2 separate regions of the Homo sapiens genome follow, and region 2 is linked to region 1. A link is an interaction called in ENCODE POLR2A ChIA-PET data of the cell type or tissue named here. Cell type or tissue: B cell. All regions are shown on one strand.

Region 1 (8,000 bases):
GGACCTAGCCTGGGGCACAGAGACTGGGAAGTTGAATTTGGGGTGACAGGGGCTAGGAGGTTAGCTGCCTAGTTTGTAATGACAGATATTAGGGATCAGTTGTCCAGGGTGAGATGAAATGATAGGGGTTCCAGGGTCTAGTTTAGGGTGACATAGAATGGAAGTTAGCTTGTCTCATTTGGCATGAGTGGGACCAGGGGTCTGGCCGTCTAGTTTAGGAGACACACTGGATGGAGTCTGGTCGAGCAGATGAAGATGAATGGGACTGTGGGCCCAGGTCTCTAGTCTGAGGTCACATTTTATGCAACGTGTTGCTCAACGTGGTGTGACAGACCCTAGAAGCCTAGAAGTACAATTGTCCCGTTTGGGGTGGCAGTGTCTGGGGGTTGGTTGTCTAGGGCTGTGAGACAGAGACTGGGTCCCAGGGTGATGTATTCAGGGTAACAGAGATGGAGCATTTGGTTTTATAGTTTTGTGGGGAGAAAACAGAGACCAGGGAACATGTGACCTCATAGACTCTGGAGGTCCAGTTGCCTAGTTTTGTGGGACAGAGGTTAGGATCCCTGGGTATATTTGGGGTGACAGAGACTGGGGTCTGGTTGTCTAGTGTTGAGTGACAGAAACTGGGGGTGCCAAGCAGTATTTGGGGCAAAGAAACTAGGGCTAGGTTGTCTAGTTTTACAGGACAGAGATGGGTCCCAGAGTATATATGGGTGACAGAGACTGGGTATCTGGTTGTCTGCTTTTGGGAAACGGACTGGGGCCCCTGCATGTATTTTGGGTAACAGAAATGGGGTCTGGTTGTGTAGGTTGTTATACAGAGATCATTGTCCCAGTACATTTGTGAGGTGACAGACTAGCTTGCTAATTTAATTTAATTTAATTTTTATTTATTTATTTTTTTGAGATGGAGTCTCGTTCTGTCACCAGGCTGGAGTGCAGTGGCACGATCTCGGCTCACTGCAACCTCTGCCTCCTGGGTTCAAGCAATTCTCCTGCCTCAGCTTCCTGAGTAGCTGGGACTACAGGCATGCGCCACCATGCCTGGCTAATTTTTTGTATTTTTAGTAGAGATGGGGTTTCACCATGTTGGCCAGGATGGAGTCAATCTTCTGACCTCATGATCCGCCTGCCTTGGCCTCCCAAAGTGCTGGGATTACAGGTGTGAGCCACCGTGCCTGGCCTTATTTTATTTTTTTAGACAGAGTCTCATTCTATCGCCCAGGCTGGAGTGCAGTGGTGCGATCCTGGGTCACTGCAACCTCCACCTCCTGGGTTCAAGCGATTCTCCTGCCTCAGCTTCTCAAGTAGCTGGAATTACAGGCACCTGCCACAACGCCCGGCTAATTTTGTACTTTTAGCAGAGATGAGGTTTCACCATGTTGATCTGGCTGGTCTAAAACTTCTGACCTCAAGTGACCTGCCCCCCTCGGCCTCCCAAAGTGCTGAGATTACAGGCTTAAGCCACCACACCCGGCCTATTTTATTTCATTTTATTTTTGAGACAGGGTCTTACTCTGTTGCCCAAGCAGGAGTGAGGTAGCGCAATCATGGCTCACTGTGGCCTTGACCTCCCCGGGCTCAAGTCCCACCTAGGCCTCCTGGGACGTGCCACCATGCCCAGCTAATTTATTTTGTTTTGTGTTGTTTTGATAGAGACAGGGTCCCACTATGTTGCCTAGGCTGATCTCGAACTCCTGGGCTCATCCACTTGCCAATTTCTGGTGACAGTTTAGGTCTTGTTGTCTATCTTGATGTGCCAGACATTACTCATCCATGTCATGTTTGGGGTGACAGAGACTACTGGTCTTGCTTTCTAGTTTGGGGTGACAGTGACTGGGGTCCTTTTGTCCAGTTTGAGCTGACAGTGATTGGGGTTCAGTTGTCCATTTGGGGGAGGCAGAGACTGGGATCAGTGGTCTAGTTTGGGGTGATGAGACCAGAAGTCAAGGCCCGGCCTTGGGGTAACAGAGATGGAGATACAGTTTCCCAGTTCTGGGTGGCAGAGACTTCCTAGTTTGGGGGACAGAGACTTGGGGCATAGTTGTGCAGCTGGAGGGATGAGGCTGAGGGGTGCCTGTTTTGACTTGGGGCGGCAGGAGCTGTCATTTCAGTCCTCTAGTCTGGGGCGCAGAGTCTAGGGTGCTGGTCCCTTCTAAACATGGCTGAGCCTGAGAGTGCTGATGCCTGAATGTTCCTGGGACAACTGAGTCAAGGGTTTCCTGTACTCAGGTGTGGGGTCTCTGAGTGAGTGTGGCCAGCGGTGTGGAGCTTTGTGTGAAGGTCACTGAAGCTAGGAGTCTGGGTATTTGGAATGGAGGTGTCAAGAGGTCAGGGCCCCAGGACTCAGGACCCACTTGAGGAGTGCTTCATGTCTATGACATGGAGGGCCAGTGTTTTCAAAGCACCTCCACACCTGTGGGTGGCAGTGATAGAGACCCCTGGGGGAAGATGGAGACTGAGGCTCTAATGCCTGGCCTAGGGGTCGCTGTGGCTGGGGCACAGGTAACCTTGGGATTTCTGGCCCTGGAGACCCAGCTGCCCTTTACTGGACACAAGAGGATCCTGTGGGTCTAAAGCCTAGTCTGGACCGGGTGCAGTGGCTCACGCTTGTAATCCCAGCACTTTGGGAGGCTGAGGCAGGTAGATCGCCTGAGGTCAAGAGTTTAAGACCAGCCTGGCCAACATGGTGAAACCCCATCTCTACTAAAGATACAAAAATTAGCTGGGGTGTGGTGTGCGCCTATAATCCCAGCTACTTGGGAGGCTGAGGCAGGAGATTCGCTTGAACCTGGGAGGTGGAGGTTGCAGTGAACCAACATTGCGCCACTTGCTCTGGGCAACAGAGCGAGACTCCATCTCCAAAAAAAATAAAATAAAATAAATAAAAATAAACTAGCTGGGCTGTAGTCCCAGCTAGTCCCGCCAAGGTGGGAGGATCCCTTGAGGGCAGGAGTTCAAGAGTAGCCTGGGCAACATAGTGAGACCCCATCTCTACAACAAAAAACAAAAAAATTAGCTGGGCACAGTGGCAACTGCCTGCAGTCCCAGCTATTCAGGAGGCTGAGGGAGGACCTCTTGAGCCCAGGAGTTTGAGGCTGCAGCGAGCCATGATTGCACCATGATTGCACTCCAGCCTGGGTGACAGAGCAAGACCCTATCTCAAAAAAAAAAAACCCTAGTTTGGGGGCAAATGGTTGGTTGTGGTAGTCAAGATGCATTGTTTATGGGTGACTAACACTGAGGACTCAGATTCTCACTTTGAGAAGATGGATGCTGGGGCTCAAGATCCTGAATTTGGGGTGCCTGGAGTTCCTCCTGCCCAGTTCTGGGCACGTGTGAGCCCTTGTTCCTGTTTTGGGACACCCAACACCCAGCTCTAGATGTCTGCAGTTGTGTGGCTTCGTCACTGAGGCCGGGGATGGGGGCTACTGACACCCACATTAGTGACGACAGTGGGGGCCTACTGTCTAGATTAGAAGTGACTTCCTGTGGCATTTCACCTGTCATGTTTGGGGTGAGTCAGTTCGGAGACTCAGGTGTCAAGTCTAGGGTGACTGGTTTTGAGGTTTAGCGGTGACCGAGGTTGGCAGCCCACATGTTGATTTGGGGGTCCTACTGATTACCTTAGGGCTGACTGAAGTTTGGAGCTCACTTGCTTAGTCTGGGGGTCACTGAGCCTGGGTGCCCCAGGCCCTAGTTTTGGGGACATCTGAGACTGGGAGGCTATATGCAAAGTGTGTGGGTGGGTGGCTGTGGAGCTCAGATGCCTATTTTGAGAGTGACTTGCTGTGGTTTTGCTGACCTTGAGGCCCTGAAGGTTAATTTAGGGGTGAGTGAAACTGTGGGCCTGTATTCTTTTTTTTTTGTGGAAATGGAGTCTCGCTCTGTCACCCAGGCTGGAGTGCAGTGGCGTGATCTTGGCTCACTGCAACCTCTGCCTCCCAAGTAGCTGGGACTTGGGTTCAAACAATTCTCCTGCCTCAGCCTCCCAAGTAGCTGGGACTACAGGCGCACGCTGCTATGCCCAGCTAATTTTTTTGTATTTTAGTAGAGACAGGGTTTCACTGTGTTGCCCAGGCTGGTCTCAAACTCTTGAGCTTGGGCATTCCACCTGCCTTGGCCTCCCAAAGTGCTAGGATTACAGGCGTGAGCCACTGCGCCCAGCCTGTGGGCCTATATTCTAATCTGGGAACAAATTAAGGCTGGGACCCTAAATCCAAAATAGAAGTGACTTACCATGATGTTCAGTTAGGGAGTTCTGAGGCTGGGGGCGTGGTTCAGAGCCCAAGTTTGGGGCTCAAATCCAAAATGCCTTAGATTGTGGGTAGTTGTGGCAAAACATTCAGATGTCTAGTTTAGGAGTGTGTAATCCCAGCTGCCCAGATGTTGAGGTTGGGATGACCATCTGAGAGCCCGAACATCAATCTGGGGTGACAGCTGGGGCCCAGATGTCCCTCAGCAGATCCAGTGCCAAGCTGGGGTTGTGTCATCAGATGCCTCCTGGGGGTGTCACTCTCGTGTATGAGAAGCCCATCTTTGGGAGATTAAGAGAAGGCAACCAGATGTCTGGTTTGAGGGCTACTAGTTATGAGTTCCTAACATTTATATACAATTTGGGGCTCACTGAGTCTCAAGACCTAGTTGCCAGGGTTTGTGGTTATTTGTACCTAGTTTGGGGTGATGGAGTTTGGGGTGTTGTTCCTTTTTTTTTTTTTTTTTTGAGACAGAGTCTTGCTCTGTCACCCAGGGTGGAGTGCAGTGGTGTGATCTCGGCTCACTGCAACCTCCGCCTCCTGGTTCAAACCATTCTCATGCCTCAGCCTCCTGAGTAGCTGGGATTACAGGCGCCCACCATAATGCCCAACTAATTTTTGTATTTTTAGTAGAGACAGGGTTTCACCATGTTGGCCAGGCTGGTCTTGAACTCCTGACCTCAGGTGATCCGCCCACCTGGCCTCCCAAAGTGCCGGGATTACAGGCGTGAGCCACCGTGCCCGGCCCGGGGTGTTGTTCCTTAGTGTGGGAATGTCTGAGGCTAATCACCCAGATACCTAGTTAGGGGTGACTGACACAGAGACTCAGATCCTCTGGGAGGCTCAATGCCTGAATTAGGAGTGGCTTCAATCGGATTTTTTTTTTTTAGACAGTCTTGCTTGCTCTGTCGCCCAGGCTGGAGTGCAGTGGCGCGATCTCAGCTCACAGCAAGCTCCGCCTCCCGGGTTCACACCATTCTCCTGCCTCAACCTTCCAAGTAGCTGGGACTACAGGCGCCTGCCACCACGCCCGGCTAATTTTTTTTTTCTTGTATTTTTAGTAGAGACAGGGTTTCACCCTGTTAACCAGGATGGTCTCGATCTCCTGACCTTGTGATCCGCATGCCTCGGCCTCCCAAAGTGCTGGGATTACAGGTGTGAGCCACTGTGCCCGGCCCCCCCACCTTTTTTTTTTTTTGTGAAGAGGTCTCACTGTCACCCAGACTGGAGTGCAGTGGTATCATCACAGCTCACTGCAGCCTTGATCTCCCAAACTCAAGCGATCCTCCCGCTTCAGCCTCCCGAGTAGCTGGGACTAAGCCGTGCACCACCATGCCTAGCTAATTTTATTTTTGTAGAGGTGAGGTCTCGGTATGCTACTCAGGCTGGCCTCCAACTCCTGGGCTCAAGGGATCCTCCTGCCTCGGCCTCCCAAAGTGCTGGGATTACAGGTGTAAACCACCGCGTCCGGCCTCTTCTTGTCTGTTACCAGGTCCCTTAACATGGATTGAGGGCCCACCCCAGCAACTCAGGATAATCCCATCTCAAGATCCTTCATTTAATTGCATCTGAATAGACTCTTCCTGTAAGGTCACATTAGCAGGTTCTGGGGTTAGGATGTGGACATACCTTTTTGGGGGGCCACCATCCAACCTGCTATGAGGGTGTTTGAGGCAGGTACTCTAAATCCCAAGTTCAGGTCTCTCTGATTATGAGCTTCTTGGTGTTTGGATTAGGAAGACTGACCTTGAGGGTCAGCTGCACATACCTGATTTGGGGGTTCTTGACTTGCCTACTTCTGGGGGTAACAGCCTATGGGGTGCTTAGTGTAGGGTGACTGAAGTTTGGGGACAAAAGGGGTAGTTTGGAGATCTGAGCTTCAGTGCCACAGAGTCCTCCTAACTTTGGGGGTGTCTGAGGTTGGGAGGCTAGATGCTGAGTTCGTGGGGTAACTTAGAGGGGTCTCTAACTCTTATGAGTGGGGGTGAAAGCTCAGATGTGTATTGTAAGGGCAGGTGATGCTGGAATTCCAGGTGCCAAGTTGGGGGGCTTCTAAAGCTGCTGGTCGACCAGGAGTGGTGGCTCATACCTGTTGTCCCAGTTACTTGGGAGGCTGAGGCAGGAGGATCACTTGAGCCTGGGAGGTCGAGGCTATAGTAAGCCGAGATCATGCCACTCCAGCTCCAGCCTGGGCAAGAGAGCAAGACCCTGTCTTTAAAAAAAAAAAAAAAAAAAAAAAAAGGCCAGGTGCGGTGGCTCATGCCTGTAATCCCAGCACTTTGGGAGGCCGAGGCGGGTGGATCACGAGGTCAGGAGATGGAGACCATCCTGGCTAACACGGTGAAACCCCGTCTCTACTAAAAATACAAAAAAATTAGCCAGGTGTGGTGGTGGGCGCCTGTAGTCCCAGCTATTCGGGAGGCTGAGGCAGGAGAATGGCATGAACCCGGGAGGCGGAGCTTGCAGTGAGCCGAGATCACACCACTGCACTCCAGCCTGGGTGACAGAGCAAGACTCTGTCTCAAAAATAAATATATAAATAAATAAATAGCCAGGCGTGGTGGTGGGCACCTGTAGTCCCAGCTGCTCAGGAGGCTGAGGCAGGACAATGGCGTGAACCCAGGAGGTGGAGCTTGCAGTGAGCTGAGATCGCACCACTGCACTCCAGCCTGGGCGACAGGGAGACTCCGTCTCAAAAAAAAAAAAAAAAAAGTTGGTTGTCCACATGCATAGGTTAGGGTGACCAATGATTGGGTCTGGATGCAAGGTTTAGGGGTGATGCTACGTAGAGACCTACATGACTAGTGTTAAGGTGACTTGCTGGGGCATTTCGGAGGTTCCTTGGTTTAGTGGAAACTGAGTCTGGAGAGCCAGATGTCTAGTTTGGGGGAGCCTTAGGGTGGGTGAGGCCCAGATCCTCATTTTGACTTGAGTCTGAGGATCCAGTTGTCACATTTGGGGTTGCCCAGTTTAAGGGTGTTTGAATTTCAGTCCCATTTTCTAGTTTGTATGTGTTGAGAATGGGGTCACATGCTGAGTGGGTGATAGCAGCTGGGGCCTACTTTTGTAGATCGTGGGTGGTGTATCTTGGGGTCCTGATGAGGTTTAATGAGGAAAGTCTAGTTTAGGTGTGCCAAATTTGGGGCCCCAACGTCTAATTTGGGGGTGACAGTATGGGGAATACATGCCTAGTTTGGGGGGGGCTTGTGGTTACTGATGCTTATTTTGGGGTGACTGAGCTAAGGTCCATTTCCCTTATTCTCTGAGTGTCTTGGGCTGGAGGACTTGTTTGGGGGTGAATGGAGCTGGGCCCCAGAATCCTCATTTTGGGCTGTCTGGAGCTAGGCTGGGTTATCACCTTCTGTTTGTGAGTCGGGGTAGCCATTCGCTCCGCCTGGGGTGATCCAGGCCCATGTCTAGGTCTGATCCCAGGGGTCTTCAGTCCATGTGAGGGCTTCAGAGGGAGGGTAGGGGTTCGAAGGCCTGGTTTGTGGGTATCTAGATGCCTCCTTTGGGGGAATCTCAGTCTAGGGTCCTGAGGTCCTAGGGATCTAGTCCCAGGGGCTGGGGGAGCCAACCCCAGTGCTACCCCCCAAGGCGGGGCCTCTCCTGGGGGTGTTCGGGGAGGCAGTCCATTTGTGGGTGACCGACTTGGGGAAATAGGTGGTCCTGGTGGGGACTGATCGGGGCCAGGCGTGGTGGGGGTGGGGGCGCTGCTGCGCGGAGCCGGCTGAGCCCCCGGGG
Region 2 (8,000 bases), 610 kb after region 1:
TAGGATTACAGGCATGAGCCACTGCTCCCGGCCGAATAATACATATTTTGCATGTTTTATGTATTATGTCCTATATCCCCTTTTTTTTTTTTTGAGACGGAGTTTCGCTGTTGTCACTCAGGCTGGAGTGTAATGGCACAATCTCAGCTCACGGCAACCTCCACCTCCCGGGGGTTCAAGCAATTCTCCTGCTTCAGCCTCCTGAGTAGTTGGGATTATAGGCACCTGCCACCATGCCCGGCTAACTTTTGTATTTTTAGTAGAGGTGGGGTTTCACCATGTTGGCCAGGCTGGTCTTGAACTCCTGACCTCAAGTGATCTACCCGCCTCAGCCTCCCAAAGTGCTGGGATTGCAGGGGTGAGCCACGCACCCGGCCGTATTCTTTGTTTTTTTTTTTGAGACAGAGTCTAGCTGTGTCACCCAGGCTGGAGTGCAGTGAAGTGATCTCAGCTCACTGCAACCTCCGCCTCCCAGGTTCAAGCAATTCTCCTGCCTCAGTCTCCCAAATAGCTGTGATTTCAGGCATCCGCCATCGCACCCGGGTAATTTTTGTATTTTTAGTAGAGACGGGGTTTCACCATGTTGGCCAGGCTGGTCTTGAACTCCTGACCTCAGGTGATCCATCAGCCTCGGCCTCCCAAAGTGCTGGCCTTACAGGCTTGAACCACTGCTCCCGGCCTATGCCTGCATTTTAAAAATAAGATAGAGAAAAGAAAATGTCCTTAAGAAAATCATAAGGAAGAGGAAGTATATTTTCCATTCATTGAGTGGAAGTGGCTTATCATAAAGGTCTTCATGTTGAGTAGGCTGAGGAGGAGGAAGAAAAGGTGTTGGTCTTGCTGTCTCAGGGCAGAGGTGGAAGAAAAATTCACCTGTAAGTGGTGAATTTTGTAAGAGGACCCATGTAGTTCAAACCCATGTCCAAGGGTCAGTCTATATATAGTTGACCCTGAATATATATACAGAGAGAGAGAGAGATGATTTTGTAGATTTTGAAAAAAGTCCTAAGAGAGGCCAGGTATGGTAGCTCACACCCGTAATCCCAGCACTTTGGGAGGCTGAGGCAGGTGGATCACTTGAGGTCAGGAGTTGGAGACCAGCCTGGCCAACATGGTGAAACCCTGTCTGTACTAAAAATACAAAAATCAGGCCAGCTGTCGTGGCTCACACCTGTAATCCCAGCACTTTGGGAGGCCAAGGTGGGTGGACCACCTGAGGTCAGGAGTTCGAGACCAGTCTGGCCAACGTGGTGAAACCTCCTCTCTACTAAAAATTCAAAAATGAGCCAGGCGTGGTGGCGGGCCCTGTAATCCCAGCTACTCTTGAGGCTGAGGCAGGAGAACTGCTTGAACCCAGGAAGTGGAGGTTGCAGTGAGCCGAGGTCGCGCCATTGCACTCCAGCCTGGGCAACAAGAGTGAGACTCCCGTCTCAAAAAAATAAATAAATAATTAAAAATACAAAAATTAGCAGGGTATGGTGGCAGGCGCCTGTAGTCTTAGCTACTTGGGAGACTGAGGCAGGAGAATCACTTGAACCTGGGAGGCACAGGTTGCAGTGACCCGAGATTGCACCACTTCACTGCATCCTGGGTGACAGAGTGAGACTCCATCTCAAAAATTAAAAAAAAAAAAAAATCCTAAGAGACATATCAACCAATTGCAATGTGTAGACCTTACTTGAATCCTTATTTACACAGGCTTAAAAAAAAAAGATATTTATGAGACAGTTGGGTAAATGTGAACTCTGTCTAGATATTCCTCTAGATATCAAGGAATTGTTAATTTTCTTACATGGTATTGTGACTGTGTTTTAAAGTAGTCTTAATTAGAGATACATTTGAAATATTTATGGATGAAGCAACACGGTGGATTGCATGTGCTTTGAGATAAACCATTGTCGGCTGGCTGCAGTGGCTCACAGCTATAATCCCACCACTTTGGGAGGCCAAGGCAGGAGGATTGCTTGAGCCTAAGAGTTGGAGACCAGCCTGGGCAATATGGTGAAACCCCATCTCCCAAAAAAAAAAATATGAAAAGTAGCTGGGCCTGGTGGTGTGTACCTTTTGTCCCAGCTACTCAGGAGGCTGAGGTGGGAGGTTGGCTTGAGCCCCAGGAGCTGGAGGCCACAGTGAGCTGTGATTGCACCACTGCACTCCAGCCTGGGTGACAGAGTGAGATCCTGTCTCAAAAAAAAAAAAAAAAGAGATAGTGGATAGGGGTAGAGATGCAATGGAAATTGGCCATGAGTTGGTCATTGTTGAAGCTGCTTTTGTGTACATCTGAAACTTTCCAGCTGGACGCGGTGGCTCACACCTGTAATCCCAGCACTTTGGAAGGCTGAGGCGGGTGGATCACATGAGGTCAGGAGTTCGAGACCAGCCTGTCCAACATGGTGAAACCCTGTCTCTACTAAAAATACAGAAAAATTAGCTGGGTATGGTGGTGTGTGCCTGTAATCCCAGCTACTTGGGAGGCTGAGCCAGGAGAATTGCTTGAACTTGGGACATGGAGGTTGCAGTGAGCCAAGATTGCACCACTGCACTCCAGCCTGGGGCAACAGAGCAAGACTCCATCTCAAAAAAAAAAAAAAAAAACTTTCATAGGAAAATTTGTTCTTAAGGCAGCTCGAACACTACCTCCTTCCTAACCCCTTTCTCCAACATCCAAGATGGATGTGAGGCCTCTGGGCTCCCCTGGGGCCCTAAGTAGATCTTTGACTCAACAAACAGTCTCTGTTGGGTCTTTTATTTATAAAAAGTTTTGTAGCGACAGGGTCTCACTATGCTCCCCAGGCTGGTCTTAAACTCCTTGGGCTCAAGCGATTCACCGGTCTTGGCTTCCCAAAGTGCTGAGATTACAGGCGTGAGTCACTGCACCTGGCCTAGGTCTTGAGAGACTGGACGGAAGAGGCTTGGCAAGGGCAAGGGCTGTGGGTATCCCAAGGCCCGGTGCAGGGTAGGCCCCGAATGTGTGCTGAAAAAATGAGTCAGAGGATCACCTAGACGGCTTGTTCAACACGGACTGTTGTTCCCAGTCCTGCACACAATTTCTGATTTCAGTGGCCTGGGGTGCCACCTGAGAATCTGCATTTCCCATAGTTCCCAGGTGATGCTGCCGCTGGTCCTGGGAGCTCACGTGGAGAGCTGCTGACTTGGATAACAGTATCACAGATTGTTCAAATCCTAGGATCTCAGAACCCCAGCTAGGGTTGAACTGCATATTAAAGATGATTCTGAGCCGGGTGCGGTGGCTCATGCCTGTAATCCCAGCACTTTGGGAGGCCGAGGTGGGTGGGTCACCTGAGGTCAGGAGTTTGAGACCAGCCTGACCAACATGGTGAAACCCAGCCTCTACTAAAAATACAAAAAATTAGCCAGGCATGGTGGCACATGCCTGTAATCCCAGGTACTTGAGAGGCTGAGGCAGGAGAATTGCTTGAACCCGGGAGACGGAGGTTGCAGTGAGCTGAGATCACACCATCGCACTCCAGCCTGGGCAACAGGAGGGAAACTCCATCTCAAAAAAAAAAAAAGATTCCGGACACTAGTTCTTCCCCTTTTGTGAGTTCAGAACTTCCTGTGAGAAAGTGAAAGCCAGGACTCTTTTTCCCAGAAATACATGCATACATACACACATGTGCATATGATCTCAGGCACTCATGGCCCTCCCTAAGCCTGCCCATGATGGCCCCTTGGCCCTCAGCTTAACACCTTATTTTATCTAGTAGCTCCTACCTCTGAACAGATGAGGAAACTGAGGTCCAACCAAATTGGGTGGTACGGGCTGAGTTCACAGGGATCTCAGTTTCTTGACTTCCTTCTCAGGCTTCTGTGGCTCTTGGAAAGGCTTTATCTTGCCTCTAGGTTATCCGGTGCCACTTGAAGTTGGGTTCAAGCGATTCTCCTGCCTCAGACTCCCCAGTAGCTGGGATTACAGGTGCCCGCCACCAGGTCCAGCTAATTTTTGAATTTTTAGTAAAGACAGGGTCCTCAAGTCTGCCTGCCCTAGCCTCCCAAAGTGCCGGGATGACAGGCGTGAGCCACCGTGCCTGGCTGGCCCCACCAATCTATGAGCAGAGGTTGCAGTGAGCCAAGATTGCACCACTGCACTCCAGCCTGGGTGACGGAGCAAGACTCTGTCTCAAAAAAAAAAAAAAAAAAAAAAGGCATTGTCAACTTTTTCTTTTCTTTTCTTTCTTTTTTCTTTTCTTTTCAAGACAGAGTCTCACCCTGTTGCCCTGGGTGGAGTGCAGTGGCACGATCTTGGCTCACTGCAACCTCTGCTTCTTGGGTTCAAGCAGATTCTTGTGCCTCAGCCTCCTGAGTAGCTGGGATTACAGACAAGCACCGCCACACCCAGCTAATTTTTGTATTTTTAGTAGAGACGGGGTTTCGCCATGTTGGTCAGGCTGGTCTCAATCTCCTGATCTCAGGTGATCCACCCGCCTTGGCCTCCCAAAGTGCTGGGATTACAGGCGTGAGCCACTGCACCCGGCCTCTTTGACAGTTCTAAGAAGTAAAATAAACCAGAAGAAGGCAGGCAGAGAGTAATAGATATTGGGAACTGTTATTTTTCCTATTCTGATTTAAATTCCTTTATTATGGAAAATTTCAAATGTATACAAAAGCAATGAAGATAATGAATGCCCGTAAACTCTCATCCAGCGTCATCGGTAATTAAGATTTTGCCCCATTTCAAATGCAGACATTTTTATATTTTCTTGCATAACTGCAATACCGTATTGCACTAAATGGAACTAACAGTCACTTGGATATTTTGGAAAGGATGGCTCAGAAAGGTATCTCTGAGGAGGTGATGTTCAGTCATGTAACTGATATTTACTAGTACCTACTGCATTCCAGACACTGCTTTAGGAGTTAAGGGTCCCTGAGTGAAGGACATTTGAGCTAAGGTTTAAATGAAGTGAAGGGGCCAGGTGTGGTGGCTCATGCCAGTAATCCCAATGCTTTGGGAGGCCGAGGCGTGCGGATCGTTTGAGCCCAAGTTCGACACCAGCCTCAGCAACATAGTGAGACCGTGTCTCTAAAAAGAATAACAAATTAAAAAGAATAAATAGGCCAGATGCAGTGGCTCAGGTCTGTAATACCAGCACTTTGGGAGGCTGAGGTGGGCGGATCACAAGGTCAGGAGTTCGAGACCAGCCTGGCCAACATGGTGAAACCCTGTCTCTACTAAAAAGACAAAAAAATTAGCCGGGCATGGTGGCACACGCCTGTAATCCCAGCTACTCGGAAGGCTGAGGCAGGAGAATCGCTTGAACCTGGGAGGCGGAGGTTGCAGTGAGCCGAGATCATGCCACTGCACTCCAGCCTGGCAGACAGAGTGAGACTCTGTCTCAAAAAAAAAAAAAAAAAAAAATAGAAAAAAAAAGAAGAAATGAAGTGAAGGAACAAGCTGGAGTGGGTATCTGTGGGACTAGCAAGGCAGGCAGAGGGAACAGCAGATGCAGGAGCCCCGAAATAAGACTGTCTGAGGAACAGACAGGACGCCAGTGTGGCTGGAGTGGAGTAGGCGTGAGAGAGGGAGTTGAGATCAGCCAGATTTGATAGCACCTTGTGGCTCACGGTGAGGACTTGGGCATTTGCCGTGAGATGGAGCCAGGTTCAGAGCAGAGGAGTGACAAGACAATTTATAGCATGCCCATGGAGGGCAGAGATTTCTGTCTCTTTTTTAAAAAAATTGAAAAAAAATTTTGTAGAGACAGGGTCTTGCACTTTGTTGTCCAGGCTGGCATGCAGTGGTGTTATCATAGTTCACTGCAACCTCGAACTCCTCGACTCCAGCGATCCTCCCACTTCATCCTCCCAAAGTGCTGGGATTAAAGGTGTGAGCCACCATGCCTAGCCTATTTCTATCTGTTTCATTTGTCCTCAGTCCACAGTAGATCCCAGCCCAGCACACAGTAGTAGTTCAATAAACATTTGTTGCACAAATAGAGCAGATCAGTTTACATGGAGCTGTGTTATTTTGTATGTTCCAGGGTGTGGCATGCCATGATTTATTTAGCCCCCCCGTGGATGGTCATCTGGCTTCTTACAGGCTTGTCTTAAGCATTGCGTGAAATTAATTATTACATTGCTCTTAGCACTGGAGGAAGTGCTTAATCTGTGTTAGTGATTATCATGACTATTTGTGTTGTTATTAACACAGTGGGTGCAAGGGAGACCCAGATGGAGATAGGGCTGGGGGGGCAACCTAGGGTGACACACGCACCTGGGGAGGAGGGGCATGTGGCTTCTATGGTGGTAGCCCCTCCCTGCCCCTGACGCGTCTCTCCTGCCTGCAGCTCCACGGAGAAGAACTGCTGCGTGCGGCAGCTGTACATTGACTTCCGCAAGGACCTCGGCTGGAAGTGGATCCACGAGCCCAAGGGCTACCATGCCAACTTCTGCCTCGGGCCCTGCCCCTACATTTGGAGCCTGGACACGCAGTACAGCAAGGTACGTCTGGCCCACCGGGCTACGAGATGCGCTTGGGGGGAGCCAGGACGGAGGAAGAGGAGAGAGAAAGAGAAGTAAAGTCAGAGAGGTGAGTTGGCAGGATGGGGAGAAAGAGAGGGATGGGGTGGGGAGGGGAATGAATAAAGAGATGGGGAGAGAGGCAGGAAGCTAGAGAGGGGCTCTGAGCAGGGGCCAGAGGGAGATGAGCTATGAAGACCCACAGAGTGAAGTAACAGAGGGATGGGGGTGAAGGGGAGAAGAGAGACAGGGAGATGGAAGGAAAAACGCAGAAATGGAGAGACAAAATGAGAGAGACAGATACAGACACAGAGTTAGGCCAAGGAGAGACAAAGACAGATACACAACAAGGCAAGAGGCGAAGATGAGGAGGGACAGAGACTGAGAAAGAAAATCAGGCGGGCGCGGCGGCTCACGATGGTAATACCAACACTTTGGGACGCTGAAGCAGGAGGATCGCTTGAGCCCAGGAGTTCGAGAGTAGCCCAGGCAGCAGACTGAGATCCCATCTCTACCAAAAAAAAAAAAAAAAAAAAAAAAAAAGCTAGGAGTGGTGGCGCTTGCCTGTGGTTGGAGCTACTCCGGAGGCTGAGGCGGGAGGATGGCTTGCGCTCAGGAGGTTGAGGCTGCAGCGAGCCATGATCGTGCCACTATACTCCAGCCTGGGTGGCAGAGCGAGACCCAGTCTCAAAACAAAAAGAAAATCAGACAGGTGGGGAGAGACAGAATAAGATAGGATGTTAGAAGATAAGAGAGACCGAATTGGAGATGGGAAGAGGGGATGCGGGGAGAGACGAAGTGAGAGAGGCTGGCGCGGTAGCGGGTGGGGGATGGGGCAGTGGAGGGCCGTTTTCCTCCCTCCACGAGCCCTGAGCCCTGACCCCGCCCGCCGCCCGCAGGTCCTGGCCCTGTACAACCAGCATAACCCGGGCGCCTCGGCGGCGCCGTGCTGCGTGCCGCAGGCGCTGGAGCCGCTGCCCATCGTGTACTACGTGGGCCGCAAGCCCAAGGTGGAGCAGCTGTCCAACATGATCGTGCGCTCCTGCAAGTGCAGCTGAGGTCCCGCCCCGCCCCGCCCCGCCCCGGCAGGCCCGGCCCCACCCCGCCCCGCCCCCGCTGCCTTGCCCATGGGGGCTGTATTTAAGGACACCCGTGCCCCAAGCCCACCTGGGGCCCCATTAAAGATGGAGAGAGGACTGCGGATCTCTGTGTCATTGGGCGCCTGCCTGGGGTCTCCATCCCTGACGTTCCCCCACTCCCACTCCCTCTCTCTCCCTCTCTGCCTCCTCCTGCCTGTCTGCACTATTCCTTTGCCCGGCATCAAGGCACAGGGGACCAGTGGGGAACACTACTGTAGTTAGATCTATTTATTGAGCACCTTGGGCACTGTTGAAGTGCCTTACATTAATGAACTCATTCAGTCACCATAGCAACACTCTGAGATGCAGGGACTCTGATAACACCCATTTTAAAGGTGAGGAAACAAGCCCAGAGAGGTTAAGGGAGGAGTTCCTGCCCAC

The links. ChIA-PET counts read pairs that join two places held together with the same protein. Peaks named below come from ENCODE experiments on the same cell type or tissue, not always from the same donor. Only the 100,000 strongest peaks of a DNase experiment are listed, where the experiment ranks them.
Region 2: POLR2A ChIA-PET joins it to region 1 with 5 read pairs; 1 of 35 experiments calls an interaction of 5 or more read pairs at or near these places.

Annotation. Positions count from the first base shown.
Region 1 is chr19:41,941,044-41,949,043 of GRCh38, reverse strand. No RefSeq gene overlaps it. Among named protein-coding and RNA genes, the nearest start is that of RABAC1, 14 kb to the left of the region's middle. RefSeq lists enhancers at 3,626-3,675, 4,126-4,235. In B cell, no CTCF peak of the experiment used is centred here; DNase peaks (open chromatin) are centred at 3,563, 4,453 and 7,323; H3K4me3 peaks cover 1,705 bases; H3K27ac peaks cover 5,902 bases.
Region 2 is chr19:41,330,590-41,338,589 of GRCh38, reverse strand. TGFB1 (transforming growth factor beta 1) reads left to right here. Exons shown (of 7, transcript NM_000660.7): 6 at 6,309-6,462; 7 at 7,380-8,000. The coding sequence ends at 7,538. Among named protein-coding and RNA genes, the nearest start is that of TGFB1, 19 kb to the left of the region's middle. RefSeq lists an enhancer at 3,589-3,688. In B cell, no CTCF peak of the experiment used is centred here; a DNase peak (open chromatin) is centred at 3,599; H3K27ac peaks cover 4,454 bases.